2 separate regions of the Mus musculus genome follow, and region 2 is linked to region 1. The links are chromatin loops, found by intact Hi-C in ENCODE. Cell type or tissue: left cerebral cortex. All regions are shown on one strand. Each heading gives the region's core, and the rest is flanking DNA. Links, peaks and the distances in the headings are about the cores only.

The links. Peaks named below come from ENCODE experiments on the same cell type or tissue, not always from the same donor. Only the 100,000 strongest peaks of a DNase experiment are listed, where the experiment ranks them.
Region 2: it touches region 1 in a loop (2.3-fold over the local background); 6 of 42 quality-filtered maps call a loop at or near these places.

Annotation. Positions count from the first base shown.
Region 1 is chr19:28,081,564-28,091,887 of GRCm38, reverse strand. No RefSeq gene overlaps it. Among named protein-coding and RNA genes, the nearest start is that of Rfx3, 76 kb to the right of the region's middle. In left cerebral cortex, for the core only: no CTCF peak of the experiment used is centred there; DNase peaks (open chromatin) are centred at 3,813, 4,055 and 4,470; H3K27ac peaks cover 1,469 bases.
Region 2 is chr19:28,004,492-28,014,815 of GRCm38, reverse strand. It overlaps Rfx3 (regulatory factor X, 3 (influences HLA class II expression)), which reads left to right and starts at 3,650. Exons shown (of 17, transcript NM_011265.3): 1 at 3,650-3,844. In left cerebral cortex, for the core only: a CTCF peak has its summit at 7,989 (motif pointing right); DNase peaks (open chromatin) are centred at 3,568, 3,956, 4,190, 4,812 and 3 more places; H3K4me3 peaks cover 5,386 bases; H3K27ac peaks cover 2,786 bases.

The DNA.
Region 1 (10,324 bases), core at 984-8,983:
ATGCTATCCCAAAAGTCCCCCTTACCCTCCCCCCCCCCCACTTCCATACCCACCCATTCCCATTTTTTTGGCCCTGGCGTTCCCCTGTACTGGGGCATATACAGTTTGCGTGTCCAATGGTCCTCTCTTTCCAGTGATGGCTGACTAGGCCAACTTTTGATACATATGCAGCTAGAGTCAAGAGCTCCGGGGTACTGGTTAGTTCATAATGTTGTTCCACCTATAGGGTTGCAGATCCCTTTAGCTCCTTGGGTACTTTCTCTAGCTCCTCCATTGGGAGCCCTGTGATCCATCCAATAGCTGACTGTGAGCATCCACTTCTGTGTTTGCTAGGCCCCGGCATAGTCTCACAAGAGACAGCTACATCTGGGTCCTTTCGATAAAATCTTGCTAGTGGTTAGCAGTTTTCCTTAAAGGAGTCATGGGACTAAGTTTATCAGTATCAATGAGAAACCTGTTGGAAGTGCAGAGCCCTGGGTTCCTTAGACTTCCTGAATAAAGTCCTGGGAGCCAGAGCCAGCAAGCTGCTTTGACTCCTGTTTTGCCTTCGTCCTGTCAGGTGCCATCAGGTCGTTGTGAAGCATGCTGGAGTATTAGTCTTGGTGGTGATTCTCCAACCTCAGCTTAACTCCTAACTTGGCCTGTGCCTGGGTAAAATGTACCCCTCACCCCCCCACCCCCCCACTCCGACTCCGCACCTTAGTTTTCAGCTCCCCTTTCTCAGTTTTCCTTGCCTCCACCCCTATCACTTAGGCAACAAGGTGAGCCTATGGGGAGACGTAGCCTCTATTTCAGCGGGATGCCTCATAGCCACAAAGGATTCTCTTGGGACCCCTATGGTTTGTAGTTCATTGTGTGAATTCTCTGAACTGGCCCTTACAGGAAAAACCATAAGCAGAGAGACTGGGTCCCAAACCATGGGCCAGAAACTTAGGAGGAAAGATTGTAGGGTCCTTTGTTCCCAGCCACTCTGTTGCCTTCTGGCACGTTTGCCCCATCACCCTCTCTCCTCAGCGCCAAGGTTCACAGGAGTAAGGAACTGGGGAACTACTGTGGAAAACTACTGGGCAGCAGCACCCAGGTTAGTTCCTGTTGTTACCAGGTGCTCTTGAGAAAGCGTTGTTTCTCCTTCCCCGGTCCTTGTATTTCCAGCCTTGGTGGAGAGACTGACCCTTCACTGTAAGTGTGTGCCAGCCACCTTTCCTTTCTATTCTAAGAGGGATGCTGCGGGCCTCTTCAGGTTGTAAATAACAGAAACTGCAAACTCAGGACGCTGGCAATCGGATTCACCAGTAACAGATAGAGGGCCGCAGGAAGCCAGGCTCGGAACTGAACAGGGCTGAAACGCTGTTGGGCTTTTTTCTGCCACTGGTTGTCATTGCCACTGCTCTGTCTACCTTGTTCTTTCTACCTTTTACCTGGAAGAGAACATGACCACAGGCAGCTGTAAGGCAGAAACCCCTGACTGAGCAAGAAGACAGGATCTTTCCTCTTCTGTGTGGGCGTTAAATCCCAGGGCAGCACTCTGATTGGACCAGGGAGATAGGAGAGGTCTGGGTCATGTGACCACTTCTGAAGAACAGGTTGTTGGTAACTTTAGGAGTGTGTGGTGTGCCACTAGATGACAACACCTGGGTACGCTAGCTTGTCAACCTTGTTAGCAAGGCTGACAGAGCAAGCTGAGACTCCCACAGACATCATCTCAGTTTAGTGAGTTCTGATGTATAAGGTCTGGGAGGATGCTCGTGTGCTGATAACGTTTTCCACCTCCAATAGGCCTTACAATATGGCCACATAAAAATAGTGTAAAGATGTCTTTCTCAGCACAAAACCTGAGCCGTAAATAAGAATGTTTTCCCCCTGCTGGCTGAATCCAATCAGAAATGTAGCTTATCCTTTTATCCACGAGCAAACCCTGGATGGGCAGGCAGCATCTGAATTGGAAGAGGCACAGACACATGCCTGCCCTCAGGGATCGCCTTGTCCAGGAATTAAGAGTCAAGCAGGCTGGCAGTGCTTTCCATGAGTCCTCATGGCAACTGCCATCAAGGCCAAGACAGCTGAACTGGTGTATGGGAGCTGTACGTGGCTGCCCTCAGAAATGCACAGTAGTACTCAGATAATGTCTATGCTGGTTAAAATACCGCTGTCTCATCTCTGTTCCTTAGATCCTAAATAGCTGGTGTTTCTTCTAAGCTACTCATAAAAAGAGACTAAATCTTCTTAAAACAACACACATATGGATGAGTAGTTCAGTATCTATGGCTGAGTGATGTGATATCTGAAGTGACGAGCCCTCCCTAAGAGCCACGGTTGCAGCAACTTAGGAAGTCATATATTGTTACAGATTATAAGTTTGTTTAGAGCATGTCAGAGAAGCAGAACACTATTCACAAGATTAAAACAAGCTATAGATTGCAGTTTCATCGTAAAACCCTTGGTCTGACTTGTACATCTTATCGATAATTTTTAAAACTGTATTTCCGCTGAGAGATTATAAAAGAAACAGCACCATTCAATTTCTTTATGCTTTGCATCCTTTCAGAGACGCTCAACATAAAAAGCCAGCAGGTGCGGCTGACTCCCTTAGCAGGCCTGATAGAACATCTCTCCTGAAAGAACTTTCAATTACAGACCGTCTCTCCAGCCTCCTGTTCTAGGCTCCCTACAGACAGCATCAGAATCGTACATGAAGATGCAGGGCCTCGAGACTTTACAGTGTGCTGTCACAGGTCACGGAGGAGGAGAGAAAAGAGACTGCAATCTCTTCTGTTTCATTTTTGTTTGTTTGTTTGTTTGCTTCGTTCTGTTTCCTTTTGCCTTTCCTTCCAGTTTTACATTTCTTTTCAATTAACAAAGAAGGCGCCATCATTCAAGAGCAAACCGTGACAGGATGTGCTAATTCATTTGTTCCCAGTATGCTTTGTACCAATCCCCTCAACCCTTTTAGAAAGTGTCTCTCCTCTACCACTGAGCTCAGCGCGATACCAGATCAGAGGAAGGGCACACACACGCCAACAGGAGAATGGAAATCATGAGAGGTTCGGGGTGTAGCTCAGCAGTTCGGTGGCTTTGCAGTGTGTATGGAGCCCTGAGTTCCATCCCCAGCAGCAACGGAAAAGGGAGTACAGAATTATAAAATACCTTGGACTGTTTCCTTCCAATTCTTTTTTGGTAGTTGTCATTCTTTTGGCAAGTAGATTTGCACACAGAAAAGATTACTTTTTAGTGGCGCCTTTTCCGCTACCCACTGAGTCTGATAACTTCTCTAAAATTTTCATGAGGGTGTCTGATTGCCACTTTGCAGCCGGGAATGACAATTAAAAAAAAATCCTCTTTTAATTCAATACGTTTGATATGCACATAATTCCTTCAGTGTGAAACCTTGCTTAAAGTCGTCTTCCATTTGCCATTTCTAAAGGAGGGGTGAGAAGGGGAGTGATTGAATACATATCTTATAAGGACCTGGCACGTGGTACCATGTGACAGCAGATGGCATGTGAAAGCCGTTGTGGGGAATACGGCCCCTGTTAAACAGGCTGTGAATGTGCAAGGTTGTGCGTGTCTCCTCAGAGTGCCACTCAAGTCACCCTGGCATCTGCAGGAGAGTAAACAGCCTCTTGTTCACTTTCGTAACCAAAGCTAATGTGAGCAACCTCAGGAAAGTCATGGAACCAGCAGGTACAATGACTGGGTAGATGCGACAGCCAGAGCTGGGAACATTCACTCCATTGGGGCACTGGGCTGGGACAGGCCCTGGGTCTTTGGAATGTATCAGACTATTCAATAGCAAGGCACAAACAAGTGCCATTGCAGAGGCTGCAAGTGGAGAGGGAGAAAGAACACAAAGCTCGCCATTTGGGAGTAAAATTCCTCTTTGTCTCCCTGCCCCCTGATTGGGGACCAAAGAGGGCCTGGACTCTGTGCAAACGGAACCCCCATCCAAGGTCCTTAAACCCTTTGCTTCAGCTAAGAATTTCATGCTCCTCTCTTGATTCACACCAAGGCAAAGCTAAATTTTGCTCTGCGATACACATCCAAGGCAGCATGCTAATGAGAATTATTATTAAGCAATGTAGAGTTGGCACCAGCTCCAGCAATCTGCTCAGCAGCAAAAGCAAGCAGGGCAGAGGCAGAAAAGAGTCAGAAAAGCAGCTTTGTGGAATGCTCTTCTGGACCTGATTAGTTTTGGTCACTTTCAACACCAGGCAAAGCCAAGTGTTATTGTAAGTTTCACAGTCACGGCTCTGTCCCTCTGGCTCTAATGTAGCTGGCCTCTTTTAAAGGGGGCTCCTCGATTTTACTGCAGCTTTAAAGACACTCCACACTGCACCACAAAACCGTGTTTCTGCAAATTCAATGAGCAAGGTATAAGAAGGAATACTTTGCTCTACATTTTAGGATTTCTCTTATCCAAACAGGCCCATGTAGCTCTCCGCATGGGAATGGCATCTCAGAGCTCTTCTCCCTGGAATGCCTTTCAGAGTGGGCCACCAACCAATGCCTAGCAAAGGAGGGAATTAGCCTCCAAGTAGTTAGACCAGCCCTGGGGGAAGAGGGTAAAGCACAAGGCAAAAAGGACATTTACAAAACCAGCTCATTGGTAACGGGACTTGGTCAGGGCTCGGGAGCCGCTCGGTTGGGAAAGTGCTTGCAAGCAGGAGGACCCAAGTTGAGAACACACACGAGCAAAGGCTGCACATGGCTGCACACGCTTGTAATCCCAGCGTGGGACATACTAGACAGCCAGCTAAGCTGAATTAGGGATCTTCAGGTCCTAGAGAGAGACTCTGCCTAAAGATATATAAATAAATACATGTTTAAAGAAAAATGTGCAACTGGCTCTGAGGAATAACATCTGAGGTTGTTGACCTGTCTCTGGCCTCCACAAACCTGCATGCACATATACAAACGTATGTGTGCTTTCATGCACATACACAGAAGAAAGCTATGCAGGTAATCACTGACATATATGTTATTAAGGTTGGCAGCCGACCACAGCCATTCCATTTCTGTCTTCCTCATAGGCTTGCACAGGCTAATGGGCACTAAGATGTTCTGTAAGTACCTCAGACAGAGTGAATTACAGATCGTTGCCACTGTGTCTTCTTTTTGTCTTTCTGTATTTTCTAACAGTTAAGCGACCTGGAGGTTATTCATTGCTTCTCAGCCCTGTCATTACTTCATGTTGCATAGGGTCTCCCTCTCTTCCTGCTGCGACCTCATTTCGGGTCTACACTGTGACGCCGACCTCATCTTAAGTAGCTATTCCTTACCGATGCCATCGTTCAAGTCTACTGCCATGATGTAGTTGCTGCCTTCCTTGAAGCTGCATCCCATGGCCCCAACTTAAAATGACACTCAAGCTCTCCACAATCTGTCACAAACCAGTCCAGACTCAAATCTAGCTGTGCCCCAGTGAATATACCACCACACGCCAGCCACACAGAGCCACCTGCGTTTCTACAGAGGAGCTGAGACTTTCTTTTCACCTGGTATAGCCTCTGTCTGGGATACTTGATGTTCATTGGTCAGAACTTCCTCGGTCTGGGATACTTGGCGTTCATTGGTCAGACTGCTGGCTTCATAGTCCCGAGGTGCTTTCCACCTCCATTTCCTCTATAAAGCCTCTCTAACTTGCATGCCTCTGTGATACCACCCATCCTCTCATCCCTGCCTCTCATCATATCTGCCTTCCAGCTAATTCTATTTTTTTTTAATGACAGCATAGGATTCCACTTGATGGATAAATGCTAATTTGTTCAACAAAGATATCGATTGGCCTTTGGTATCTCAAATCTTTTAGGTCATCCTTGAGGTCCCAGTATTTCTTTGTAGAAGACGATCATATTGTCGTAAATCTCCAACTTAAATAAGCCTGTGCAAGGCCGGCGTGGTGGCGCATGCCTTTAATCCCAGCACTCGGGAGGCAGAGGCAGGCGGATTTCTGAGTTCGAGGCCAGCTTGGTTTACAGAGTGAATTCCAGGACAACCAGGGCTACACAGAGAAACCCTGTCTCGAAAAACAAAACAAAAAACAAAAAAAGAAAAGAAAACACAACTCAATTAATATGAATACATGCTGTGCTCCTAGATTAGGCAGATCAACCACTACACTCTTATATTCCCCAGCTATGAGATCCCTTATAACTTACGGTTTCTCCAGGCCACGTGCTTCTGTTCCATTTTCCTTCCACCTCCTCCTCTTCAGTCTTTCTCTCTTTCCTCCCCTCTGCCTCCCTGCCCCACCCCTTGCTCCCTCTCCTCTCCCTAAAACTTTTTGGCTCTACCTTCCCTTCCGCTGCCCAATTGCCGGTTTTAGCCTTTATTTTGCAAGTAAAAATGGGGAGAAGGTTCACATGGAGTCACCTGGGTATATGAGTCACTCTTCCTCCAAGGCTTCTCCCCTCCTGGAGAAGCAGAATTAGCATCGAAATACAAACAGCACCAAGGCACACCACAACACTATTATCTTTTTTAAAATATATCTTTATAAAGACGTCTTTAATATCTTTGTAAATATATCCTTATAAAGATATCTCTAATATCTTTGTAAAAAGGCTACAACCTTTTAAAATATCTTCTGTGTAGCTAGACAGATCTCACACTAAATATTATGATAATGCTCATGGAAATCCTATAGAGATTAATATAAACTATAGCAATTAGTACTGAATAGCTATTATGTATGTCAACTACTTAATGCAAAGCCCCTAAGTTCACATTTTACAAAGAAATAGGATTAGAGGTGTTAGTGATACATTCCAAGGCTACCCAACTATAAACTTTTAGAATGTGATTCTAATTTTGCCCAAGTGGCTCTTACTTAACATCTTCCTTATGTTAACTTACATTTTTTACTTTATATCATTACCACTAATAGAAATTCAGAGCAGCTTGCCATAAATTCAAAATCAGAACAAAAATAAATGGGAAACTACTGAAGTTTAGAGTCTGCAAAGGTGCCCCCTTCTAAATACTTTGTGTATAGAAAATGTATAGAGCACTCTTGGAAATACTGAACTATAGGATAACTCAGTATCCAAATAATAGTTATCTAAAAAAGTTTTACAACTCTAAAACTAGGGTCTACCCTTGTGAACTGTAATTAAAATGACACATAATGAAATTGGTGTTTCACCTGCCTACTGGGAATATAAGCAAATATAATGGCAGATGGTTTATATTTCCTTCTTCCCTGTCTCACCAACTCTCCACTCCCCTGGGTAGGTTAAAAAAAAAAAAAAAAAAAAAAGGAAAAGATCCCAGGCCATTCTTCCTGTTCAGTGGATGACGTCAGACTCTATATGGAAAAGGAAGGCAAAAATAAAGTAGAAACAGGAAGGTCAAGGGGCAGAGGGAAAAGTGGCCTGGGATTTACAAAGATTGCCTGAAGATAGGACAGATTTTGCAAGTGTCCATTTAAAGATTTGGTCCTAGGCTTGAATCTTTGGAAAACAGTCTTCAGGAAGAGATAGAACAAACTGCTGTGCCCTCCATAGATAGCATCTCCCATTGCCTTTCATCTGGTCACTGACCGAAAACCCATATCCTGAGCCCAGCCCAATTCTGAGCATAAACCATTGTGAATATAACTCCCAAATCAGCCTTCCACACAGTGCCCGAGACTAGCAATGTATACTTTGATGTGCTTGCCATTTTCTGTCACATCATTTGACACTAGAAAACAAATCTAGTTTATAAGACAGTTATATGATGTATCAGACATATGGTTTGCAAATAGGGTATGATTGTTTTTATAAACAATATTCTGTGTTACAACTAAATTGTGTTTCTATTAGCTTCTGGATAACCACATAAAACAAGTAGGCATTAGACAAATTAGCAAATTATATAAGTTAAAGTTGTGACATTTTACAAATCAATTGAACAACACCCACTGATGACCTACAATATTATACATCAGGGCCCATGCTGGTATGATTGACTGAAATGAGAAACCTTGCAGAATTATCATGAATGATTTAAAATTATAACATGTTCAGCTTCCATTCTCCTCATTTTCCTTGGTAAGTGTACTTTGGGCTGACACTGTAGAATTATATTTACCTGTCTCTTATGTGTAATGTGGCAATAGTTTTAGATTTTTGCTAAGAGGTCAGTAATGATGTCTGTACCGATTTCTGAGTTTCTTAAGGAAAGGAGACATTCTTTTTATTCCCACTTTTTCTTCCTTCCTTCCCTCCCTCCCTCCCTCCCTCCCTCCCTCCCTCCCTCCCTCCCTCCCTCCCTCCCTCCCTTCCTCCCTTCCTTCCTATCTCTTTGAACCTATCTTTGGTAGTTTGGTGATAGAGGCTGCATGTAGCTGAGCCATGAATAGAAGGGACCTGTGTCATAAGCTGTGGAATACACGCTGACCTCTGTTTACTTACTTCTAGACTTACAATTCAGAGTTAAGTGAGCACGTAACAAAATCATCCCATTTGATGGGGTCTGGAGGCTCTTTCTGTCAGTTGGATTTGAAGCAAATTATAATAATATATGACATTTCTTATATTTCAAGGCAAGATGCTACAAGTATAAATTTTGCTGTCAACAAGCCAGATTGTTTCAGTGAACTTTAAATCGAAATATAATGGTATGTGATAGTTAATCAAACATGTTAAGGACAGTAGATTTCATCTTCTCTTTGAACTTTTCTCGAGTTTATTAGCTTAAGAAGTGTGTTTACTTATGGGAGACATCAAAACAAAATGGACCTATTGTTTCTCAATCAAGGTTCACCTCCCAATAGTTCAGTGACAACTTCCTAATGCCAACAAGTTGGTTTTCCATGCAATATTCTTCCTACAGTATTCCTAATGCTAAGGATTGATATGAAGCATGCTGGAAATAAATACCACAATAGATGACACATTCTGATAAGTTATAAATATATTAAAAATTATTTCAACTGGTTAGATAGTTGTCAGGAGGTGAGGCAGGACTGGTAAGTGGCTCAGTAGGTAAAGGTTCTTGTCACCAAAGCCAACAACTTGACTTTGATTCCTGGAGCCCACATGGTAGAGAACCAATGCAAGCAAGGTGTCTTCTGATTACTATATATGCACCATCGTGTGCATGCACATGCATGCACACTTACAAACAATCATAGAGATGAATAATAAAATGAAGCAAATTTTAAAGAAGTATGACAGCAGGAAGAGATACATAAGATGTGAGTTCCATTACAAAATCATAGGAGGAAATGAGCACCGTTAATGCTATAATCACATAGTTGAGTTCCTTAGGGTTTTTATATTAAGCACTTATCAAATGAGATCGGGCACGTTCAGGGTGGTATGGCCATAGACTAATCACTTATCAGATGTGTGGTTTGTGAACTAGTGTCTCCTGTTGTGTGTTCCCCTGCAGGTGTCTCCTCATGGTTGTCCTGTTTCTCTGCTCAGTGTGTGTTCTCACACAGACAAGAAGCCTAGTCTCCTGTAACCATTAGAGCCTCAGCTTACTAAGACACGAATGCAACAAATGTGCTGTTGGGTGACTCTTCTAGAGGAAACATAGAGAAATCTAAGTCACCCTAAATACAGACAGCACTGAGAGAGAGAGAGAGAGAGAGAGAGAGAGAGAGAGAGAGAGAGAGAGAGAGAGAGAGATTCTGTTTAAGTATGTCTGGGTGAGCCTGTCAGGTTCTGGGGTATGAATGGCTCCAAGCAGCTGCAGTGGAGAAGTGTCATGTCTTAAACAGCAGCAACTGCAGTGTCAGGGGGATGGGAGATGCATAGAGAAGTTCTCCCGAAGAGGTTCTCCTTATGTCTACTGGTCCTCATGCATATCCTGATACCATGAGGAACACAAGTGGGTCATGACAGCTGCTTGGCTTTAAGACCATGATAATGGTACTCCATCGGGAGGAAGCGGCTACTCTGAGCTAGCCCCATGGTTGCTTTGAGCTCCTGCATTTGCATATATCTTAGGTCTGGACCACCCTGTGCTCATGGGATACCCAGAACGTGATGTAAAACTGAGGTGGAGAAGGGCAGCACACTTTGTTGGGTCCTACGCTCATACTCTATGGTCCCATTGGGCTTCACCGACATAGAAAAACACACACAAGAATTTTACACAGGAAGAACAAAGCATTGAACCGAGTGAAGAACCCTTTTAGGCACATGAAATTGCATATGCTGTACATCCAGGAAGATGGCTTGTAGGGCAATGAAGGCACAGTAGTCACTGGCACTTTCTCTGACCTACCCATTCATGCAGCCTATAGGGAGGCCTTTCCAGACGGAAACCTCAAGCTGATGCTCCCCTGCATAATTTCTTCCTCTCTACCCTCTGAACAGCTCTCCCTATTTCC
Region 2 (10,324 bases), core at 1,404-9,403, 77 kb after region 1:
CGACATTTGGATTGTTTCCAGGTATTTGGGTTTAATGGTGCAAATACTGTAATTGATGTTCTGAATTAATTGAGGAACTGTATGCATACATAGTTTTACTTTGGTCTTGAGCAACGGGTAGTCAATTTATGATTCTACTATCATCTTTATGCCCTGGGGTGAGAGTCTAATTTCAAGATATACTTATATAATAGACAGATATCAAGATGGCTGAGTAATTAGACGATTTGTAGTGCTTAATGAAAACACAATTAGAAAGACAAATTTAGCAAAACACTTTTTCTCAGAATCAAAGCATGCTTTCAGTGGGGTACCCCAGAAGACAGTTAGAAAGTGTCTGAATCACTTGGGTCTCTCTTGTCACTTTTGGTATTTATCACATGTCCACTGAATCTCAGATCCAGAAACATCAATTAGCAATCATGATTCAGTAGCAGTGGGCATATCATAAGCACTTAGGAAAACATAGCAGAAAGGAAAACTTCATTTCACATTTGAGAATAAGATTCTGTTGTGTGTCTCAACTGAAGAAAACATGTAGTCTAATGGAAGATTTTAAAGCAGGGCAATTTCTGCTTTGTAAGCTATAGCATACGTTTTCAAAACTCCACTTTTTTTTTTTGAAGCAATGTCATGGGATGTCAGTATTTTATCTTTGCATACATATTTTGCTTTCTTTTACGCATGACGTTGGAATTCTTCATTAGTTCTTGAATATGTGGTAGGTGTCCATAGGAGGAAATATCCTAATCGATGATGTTGAAAATTTACCCTTAATAATATGCTATAGCAATTTGTACAGTATATACATAGGTAATCAGGGCTTCTTTTCTTCAAGTGGTTTAGACACAAATGTGTTCATCTATGCCTCTCACAATCACTACAACCTTACAGTGGAAACAAAGTTTAAAGGAAACAACTAAAATTCACAGAACAACTGAGCATTGTACAGATAACTATGTCTGCATCATTTCTGGAATACAGCAAAAAGCTGTTGCATTGACAATTTATTGCATTGTCAAGGAATGTAAAATACCTTTTTGAATGACGATTATATTTTTCATTGTAAAAAGCAATAGCTGTTAAGACCATGCTGCGTGTTTCCTAAGGCTCCCTAAAAAGTTATTTCTGATCTACCTGTATGATACATATGAAGATACAACCACACAGCTGTAAAAATGAGCTGAAAAGAGTTCCTGTCAGAACTACTGAGTAGCAAAAGGATTTGATATATGTATGCATATATAATCTATCATGCTTTGCATTCTATTGCTTGCATTGTAGCTTGGTGTTTTGAATTAGTATAATGGCAACACTGAAATTTATATATTAACCTTACTAGAACTAAAAGACATACCTCCAATTGTCATAAAAGGGAGAATATCCTGACTTAGTAAGAATTCATGCAAATAAAAGTATGCATCCTGAGAGTATAAAAAGATGGTACCAGAAGCTAGGAATAAAGAAGTCTCTAAATTGCTTGAAACTGACGTTACAATGTTCTAAGCGCAAAGGTCACACTCTTCCTAAAGGACACTGCCTCAAAGTATCTATTTATACCCTTGAGACAGTTTTGCCCAAGCTTCATTATGTGGTTTCCTTTCGTGCAGATTAAAAGCAGTAAATTAAAAGGGTGGGGGGAATAATAGAATGGTGCTCACTGACAGCGGTAAGGAGCAACAGCTGACAGTGGGGAGATGGGGAACCTAACAGACAATAGGGCTGCGCCAGCAAAGCTCTTCAGAGCCTTGAGGTGCCAGTCAGCAGTCCCAAACGTTTTCCTGAGGACTTGATCTGTAAACGTTGCAAAAGGACTATTCCAATCGTGAAGAGTTTTAACTGCTGTTGGGTACCACGGTGTCATTTTTGGCTATCACCACGACCTGTTTTAACTTTAGTCCTTGGCTTGTTTTTTTTTTTTTTTTTTTCTCTTTCTCTTATTAACTACTATATTATAACTTATAACCAAGAATAGAACTCATTATAACTATGAAATTATCAAAGCTTACAGTATTACTGCTAAATCTATTGTTCTAATAGTTGGTTTCTAAAATGTCTTTTACCTAGCATTTCATGGCACAGAGAGGCAAGATAAAATGACGGCTTGTTTTCCCTAAAATGAGAATATTATGTATCCAATAGAACAGGTGTCAGGATTAAATGAGATAATGTATGTAAAACACTTAGCACAAGGTCTGGGGCACAGAAAGAGAGCTCAGCCTTATTTTAACAGGGAACTCATGCTGGCCCAAATCCCTCATGTGCCGGTGCAAAAATTAAGCCTCAAGAGGAGAACTGACTTCTTAAGGCTCTACTTCCAGTATGTTATTGTCTTGGATAAGCTGCTTAGCTGCAAATGTTGGGAGATTTTGGGTATTGGCGGGCCTGGGGGCACGTGCCTGCTGGACTCCAGTATGAGGAGAATTGGACGAATATGCTTGAACCATGAGGTTTCAGAAGCTGTGCCTTATCAACTCGAGTTTGAGGTGCCAGGTTGTGTGCTAATAATGTTCTCCATGGACAGAAGCCGTTCCCGTGTCCAACACAGCTCAAGAACAAGCTACCCCCAGGCTGTTAAGAAACCGATGCCAGCTAATAGGGCGATTGGTCTAGCTGGGATCCATCCCGTCAACTCTGAAAGGGTAGAGCCCCTTAAGGACCTACCGAGGGCTACTCTGAAAGGTCTAACCCACCCCTGTAGGGACCCTCATCCTCGGAAAGCTCGAATTCCCTTCCCCTTGGCACTTCCTCCCGGTCCTGCAGGGTGCTAACTTGGCGTCTCGGTTCCGCAGGGAGGTAGCGGCCGCGCCGAGCGAGATGGGTCACCGTTCGCGCGCCCAGGCTCTCGCTCCCTAAGATGGCGGCGGGAGCACCGCTCACACCCCGCCGCCCGCGCTCCTCAGGACCCCGCGGCCTCGGGAGGCGCGAGAAAGCGGAATTCGATGGAGGGGAGGGCAAAGCCGAGACCCTGGAGGCCCGCGCCGGCCGCAGAGAGTCTGGGAAAGGGATCACCCGCGAGGCATAAACGACCGACCGGGAAACACCACACTGGCGACCACGGAGAGGGAGGGGAGAAAAAAAAAAAAAAAAAAAAAAAACCTGAGCGGGGCGGGGGGAAGAGAGGAGAGAGAGGGGAGGAGCGCAGCACATCCGGGATATTAGCTGGGGCCGCCCAGGAAATGACGTACGCCCCGGGGTGGAGCCCGCTCTTCAAAGTGGGGTCTGCCTCCGCGGTAGCGCGCGTCTCACACAGTGTTGGCTCCGTCGTCACTCCCCCTCCCCTGGCTTCGCGCTTTTCCTCTCGCGGCTGCGGGGCGGCTGGGCACAGAGCTGGCGGCAGAGGCAGGCGGGGCTCCTTTGACGGAAAGTAGCCCTCGCCTCCAGACCCTCAGCTTTCCCCGGCGTCCTCCGTCCCGTTCCTCCAGGCAGACTCGCCCTGACCCCGGGCCCGCCAAGTCTTAAAGCGCACCTCGGGGGAAAAACCGACGTCGGAATCCCGACCGCAGCCCCCCGCCCGGGCTCCGAGCTGTCAGTCACGGCGCCGAAGCCGCTTCTTCCGGCGCTCTCGGGCCCGCCCTCTCCCCTCCTCCCTCCCCCCCGCCCCTCCCCGCGCGAGTGTCTCCCTCTCCCTCGCTCCCTCTCTCTCTCCCTCTCTCTCTCTTTTGTGAGTTATAGCAACCGTTGCCTTGTGAATCAAGCGCCATAGTCACCGTAGTCCTGGCGACTGTTACCCATCAACAACAACTACTCCTCTCCTCCTCCTCCTCCTCTTCCTCCTCCTCCTCCTCCCCACCACCACCATCTCCATCACCCACCAACAACACCACAATAATCCACAGCCAAGGTGAATATTCTTCGGTCTCTCTACATGTGTGTGGGAGCGTGTGTGTCCGTGCGTGTGTTCGTGTGTGCGAGCGAGCGTGGCTGTGCGGGGTCTCCCTCCTGACACCGGCTGCGGCCGCTTGAGGGGCTCGGTCCCGGGGGCTTGTTTACAATGGACCCGCGCGCGGCGGGCTCGGGGGTGTGGGCGCCGCGCGCCTGCCCGCCCGGCCTCGGCGCTCGGGGATGGAGCGGGAGCCGGGGCTGCGGGGCGAGCGGGCTAGGAAGCCGCCGCTGTCCGTCGCGGGTGTTGGAGCGTCCCCCCCAGGTCCGCGGGCGCCCAGGAGGAGGGGCAGGTGGAGAGAAGGGGCTCGCTTTCTCCCTCTCTCTTTCTTTAATTCGCTGCTTTGCAAAGCTGCCTGGTGGCTGCTGCTTTCCAAATCGAAATAGACAGCAGTGAGCAGGGGGGGTCCCCAAAAGGTGCTGCGCTGTGGTGGTTGTTGTTCACTTGCGGGGCCTTGTTGGGGGTTTTGTTATTTTTATCCTGGTACCTCGGTGAACTTTTCCCGAAGCCCGCTCCCTTCGTTTCGGCCCCTCTGTGCCTGCTGCTGAACGGACTGCACTTATTTGACCATCACTGGCCTCACGGGATTCTTTTTTTTTTTTTTTCTTTTAAAACTGTATTTTTCTTTGTGCTGCAAACAGTCTTAATATCCATTCAGCAGTCTTCTCCCCCCTTCCCCCCATTTGCACACACATTGAAACTAGGGGGCCTCTGCTGCTCTTGAGAGATTTTTTTTTTAAGTCTGTTTCTCTGTTTCTCTTCTCTCCTCTTTCCTCTCTTGTCTCTCCTCTGTCTCCTCTCCCTCTCCTCTCTCTCTCTCCCCCCTCCCCTTTTCGGGTTTGTGTGTGTGTGTGTGTGTGTGTGTGTGTGTGCTTGTGATTTAAACCGGATGCAGGGCATCTGTGCTACTTTGGTTAGTGGCTACTGACAGCGCTTTATCCTTCATGTGGAGATGGGAGGGGTAGTCCTGAGGTTCTGTTTCACTTTGATGCACCTCCCTCCCCACAGGAGAGTGTTAACAATTTTCATTGTGGTTTAGACTTTGTCTGTGATGAACAGGAAAAGGATATAAGGAAGCTTTGTGAGAACTCAGTTCACAACGCTATTTGTGACAGTTATGGTACTTTGAGAGTTTTTTTTTTTTTTTTTTTCCTTCTCCCATCTTCATCTCTATTCCTTTCCCTTGGAGAGTTGAAATTGAAGTCAAGTTGTTCATAAAGAATGTATGAAGCTTCTCAACTTGAAACGTGTGTATATTTCACTTTCTTTGTGGCTGTTAAGATCTAGGCATGTGTGTACTTAACATATTCTTTTTTGTTGACTTTTTGGTTTTCTTTGGACAATGATTTAAACCTGTTCAGAAGAAAAAAAAAACTTCCTTTTAAAGTGTTTCTTTAGAGGAAATAGTTGCCCTTGTAGATCTGAATACTTACCAGTTATGAAGTAGTATCGTCTTGATTAGAACCTGGCTTTGCAGATCCTTAATTTGCTCATTTTCAGCATAACAATTAATAGGTTATCAGAAAAAAATTGATGATGATTGTGAGCTAAAACAAATAGATTGTACTATTATAGTGGCACATTGAAATTTCCAATTCATATTTTAAAGTGCTTATTTAAATAATCTTTCCAACAGCAAACATTTATTGATTTAACTGACAGAGCAGCCTGTGAATAATGTGACAGTATTAATTATTCTTGAGATTGTCAATGGAGAGGTTGGGTAATTATAATGCCATTAAGGCTAATATTTTGTAAAACAAGTAAGAGTTGGGGGATTGGGAAAAACCTTACTTTTCAATTCATTTTCGTGTGATTGTTATTTTAAATGAAGCTGAGATTTGATTCTGAAAGAAGTCTGTTTGGATCTCTCAGCATTCTTTATATTTATTCATCCATTCCCAACCTGTCTTTGCAATTTTCAAATACTAACTTTTATTTTTTCTTTTCTTCTCATTTTCTTTTTTCTTTTCATCTTTCTTTTCTTTTTCTTCTTTTCCTCTTTTTTGTTCAGATGAGTGTCAAACGCCTGAACACTTTTCGATGGTAAAGCTCCTGGGTCTGAAGTTAAAAGGAGTTTTGCTGTCTTGGGACAGTTTTAGATCTTAATGGCATTCACATATGTTTCAGCTGAGTAGATTGTATATATTAAAATGTCTTAGATTAATATTTTATTTGTCGTGTCCAAGAGTGTTTAAGAGTCATTTCACTCATCAAGCATGTGTTTAATTTAGTTTTTTCCATTCACAAGTTAATTTGAGAGCAAATGTGGCATTGCATTATGTTAAGTAGCCTGTCCATTTAAAGCAAATCTTTGTGTTTTAAGAGTTGATATTAGAGATGCTTTAAAATAAAATAGTTTAGTGGATTGATTAACTTAGAGTTATAACAATTTATCTTTAAAATTAAATACAAATTTAAGTACCATTTAGTTCGACTTTTTTTTTCTGTGCTATTTTTCCTAGGAGGGACTGTACTATGCATTGACATTCTTTGTTTTCAGTGTTTTAGACTAACAGAAATCTGTGAACATAATCATGCTTTGAAATTAAACATGTGAAATAATGTTTTGAGTAGCTGAATATTTGTAGCTCAGAGTATGCCATGATGCCTATCTCTGTCTTTTTAAATTATATCCAGTGTACAAAATTCACATATATGATTGTCTATTACACAATTCTATTAAACTGTATAGAGAATAGGTATAGTAAATTTATATGTGTATAAGAAATTAATGCATTCCTAGTAGCTCTCCATTATTTCACAGTGCTCCCATGGTGTGAGAGTCTTATGCCTAATGTCTAAAATATTGCATTATTTATCCAATATTCAAATAATCTTGTATCCTGTGGAGATACTCACAGGTTTATAGCTTATAAGTGAAATAGTGAGAAATCTTTTTTAAAAACTTACAAGTTAATTGAGGCACTTTTTTTTTAGCAATTGAAAAGCAAAAAAATTCAGGTTGCACATTAAGCTTAGAAGGATGGATAATGATATCAGATATGTGGGAAGAGTTAATTTTTTACCTAAATAGTCTAGTAGTATGACTTAGTGATCCTTTTAGTGAGACTATATTATAAGAAACAAGAATAAGAAATACATCAACTTTTAAATTATGAAGTTTGCTAACCTGTTTTTATGTTGAGCGTTTGGTTAAGTGTCCTCTATTCATTTGCAGTTACATTAAAAATAGTTAGCCCTACTGAATCATTTGCCTTAACTCTTTAATTCTTCTGGTATATATTCCCAGTTGTCATCACAAAATAGAATTTAAATTCTTTTCTGTTCACAGATGCATAGTGTTCCCTTATTTTGGAAAACCAAGATTAAGTGGATTTGACTAAATTTAGCTTGTTAGAGACAGGTGGCTGCTTGAAACAGGTGTCAGTCTCCCTTTTCCTGCATTGTCTTGGAACTTGCAGAAGTTCACAGAGCTGTCTAAAGCAGGTGGCATTTTACAGAGTTAGTTGTATCATCCTTTTATTATTTTCACAGGAAGAGGGTTCTTTTTACATGCAAAAGTTGAACATTGCTAGCCTTTGAAGTGCTCTATGTTTTAACCTAAATCACTAGTTCAAACTGTATAAATGATAGATTCATTTGCTAAACACCTATCTATCCATTCTTATAAATAATGCCAAACTGCCTTTGAATTCAGAAAAAGTATAGCAGCATAACAGTTTACACACACACACACACACACACACACACACACAGGTTCTATTTTGTGATGACAACTGGGAAACAGGTGTGTGTGTGTGTGTGTGTGTGTGTGTATGCGGGTTTAAATAAAATGAAATTTAGCTTACATAATAAATAATATATTAAACTTTGTCATTCCATACCTCAAGGATTTTTTTATAGCATTATCATGTTATAATTGGAAAAATGAATTATTTGCATTTTAAAACTGAAACAAATTTTTCTGACATTCAGTTGCTATAAAATAGTGATATTTTAAAGTGAAAATTGTTTTTGTTTATACATGTTAAATATATGAACTGGAATAAATTCAGAAAGAATCACCCTATTGATTTCTAAGGTTTATTTTTGACTTAAAATTTTATCCCTTTATTTGTGGGACTTTTATATATCTTATAATAGATACACCAGAGGGTGCTGTGCTGTTTGCAATGTAAGATTATTTTCACTAAAACGTGAATTGATTGGAACTGTTACGTAAAGAAAATTTTAGTTATTTATTGCATATAAGCATCTCAGTTACTTCTGTAAAGTTTAACATTTAATATACTGCTTGCCTTGGTAGTTTTTTTGGGAAAGTCTGTCTATATAGAGAGAATATGTGTAATAATATGTAACAAATCAGATCCAGTAATGAACTATAGAACCGATCCCTGAGAACATAGCCTTGGTCCAGTCTAATGTTAGCACTTTGTTGTATACATTGGTCAAATGAAGATATTTCACTTTTATGCTCTGGAACTGTGGTTGCTGGGAGCTGAACCTGTGTCCTTTGCAAGAGCTACAAATGGTCTTAACGCTGAGCTCTCTCTCCCACCCTGTGACTCTTTTTCAGTTCCATTTTCCATCTTTTGAGTGGTTTCTTCCTGTTTAAATATAATTTTAAGTAGCAAATGCTCTGACAAATTTTAAAACTTAAGTATTTTCTTCAAGGATGCTTGGGAAAGGATAGGTTCAGTGTAAAAACTTAAGTCTAGGTAATGATACACTATTCTCCCAACTCAGCTACAATGGTTAATTGTTCTAGTTTTGAAAAGTAACTATAAGCTGAAACAATTTGTATGCAGGAACACCTTGATCCCAGAACTTCAAAAGAGAGTAGCACCCCCCCCCCCACAAACACATATGGGTCTCACTACAATAGTTAAGTCATTTTTCTTTAAAAGATAAAATTCTATGTAGTTTGTCATTTTATGCCACTGAGGTTTTAATGTATTTGTGGATGTATTAAAATGCTTTGTACTTGAAGTCTAGATTTCACATCAAAGTATATGTAGTGAAAGTTGAGAAAGTAATTTGTATTAGAGTATTAATAAGTGAATGGGACACCCTGTTACAGGCTAAGTGTATGTACCGGCTTTAGTCAGAGTTCAGTTAATCTTATTAACTGTGTGACTGTGGACGTTAGCTGCTTTCAGTGAGACTCAGTTTTCTCATCTGAATAGTCAAGACTCAATCTGCCTATCTTCTGACATCTATGCAACTTCAAAGAGATAAATTCATGTACTGTATATTGTGAAGTCTTTAGAATGCATGTTTAATGCCTGTTGGGTGTTTCAATGAGGAATTGTTGAGAATTCTCTACACGATGTTTCCAAAATAGTTTTTTTCCAAAAAAATTTCCTACTTTTGTTACTTAAGAATCATTTTGATATGACCATCTAGCCATCCCTTTGTTATAGGACTTAAGTTTTGTAATATTTCCCCCTAATCTGCTGTCATTAAATATTTAATCTCTTTTACTCATTAAAAAAATCAAAACCAAGATATCAACAGAGGCTTGGATTACCATTTGATAATCAGTTTTTTTTTAAACCATCCTAATGCTATTCCAAAGCTATGTCTTAGTTTTACACCATGGGCTTATAATGGGCTCCTTTTACTGGGTTTACATGACTTTTCTGGCCTAGGGATTTTTGTATTAAGAAATAATGTTGTAACATTTCATTATCTCCTATTCTTCCATTGTTGGTTTCATTGTTCCATTTATATCTTCTCTTCACATGCTACACATGAATGTATTTGAAAACATTTGGAGCTCTTTTTGCCAACTTAATGCTACATACCATCTTTAAATGTAATGACAGTAAATAATAGACTGTTTTAAAACATGAATTCATTAGCAGTTATTCTACAATTTTATATCTTACTGCTCAGCACCCAAGGAGAGTAAGACTACCACTGATACACTTATTTGGCATTGATGAATAATTTGCTAACAGTACTTAAGTTGTAACTTTGTAATATTACCCAGGTAACTTAAAATATGAAGTCTTACACAAGAAAATCCCATCTTTTGATCTTTTTAGATGTTAAAAAGTTTCAAATAACATTTTCAAGTTGGCTGTCCTATGTAGCATTGTTGTTTGATAGTTTTGACTAATAAAGTGATTTCTCATTTTAGAGTGATTTAGTTATAATCTTAAATAAAAACATGATTTATTTCTTTTCTGTGTAGTCCAGGCCAGCCCCCAATTCATGACTCTCTTGCCTCAGTTTCCTGGATGTGGGGATGGTACTTGTGCCTTGCCACTGTGCTCAGTTCAGATGTGATAGATTTTTCAAAGGAACCTTGGAAGAAAGCTAGGAAGTGTGACTTAAATGAAAAATGGATATACTATATCACTCTCAAACATTATTATTTTCTTGACAATTTCTATCTTCTTGAACAGAAATGTAACTTTATTGTATTAGTGATGTAATTTGAGTGGTTTTATTTAAAAGATTTCTTCCTTG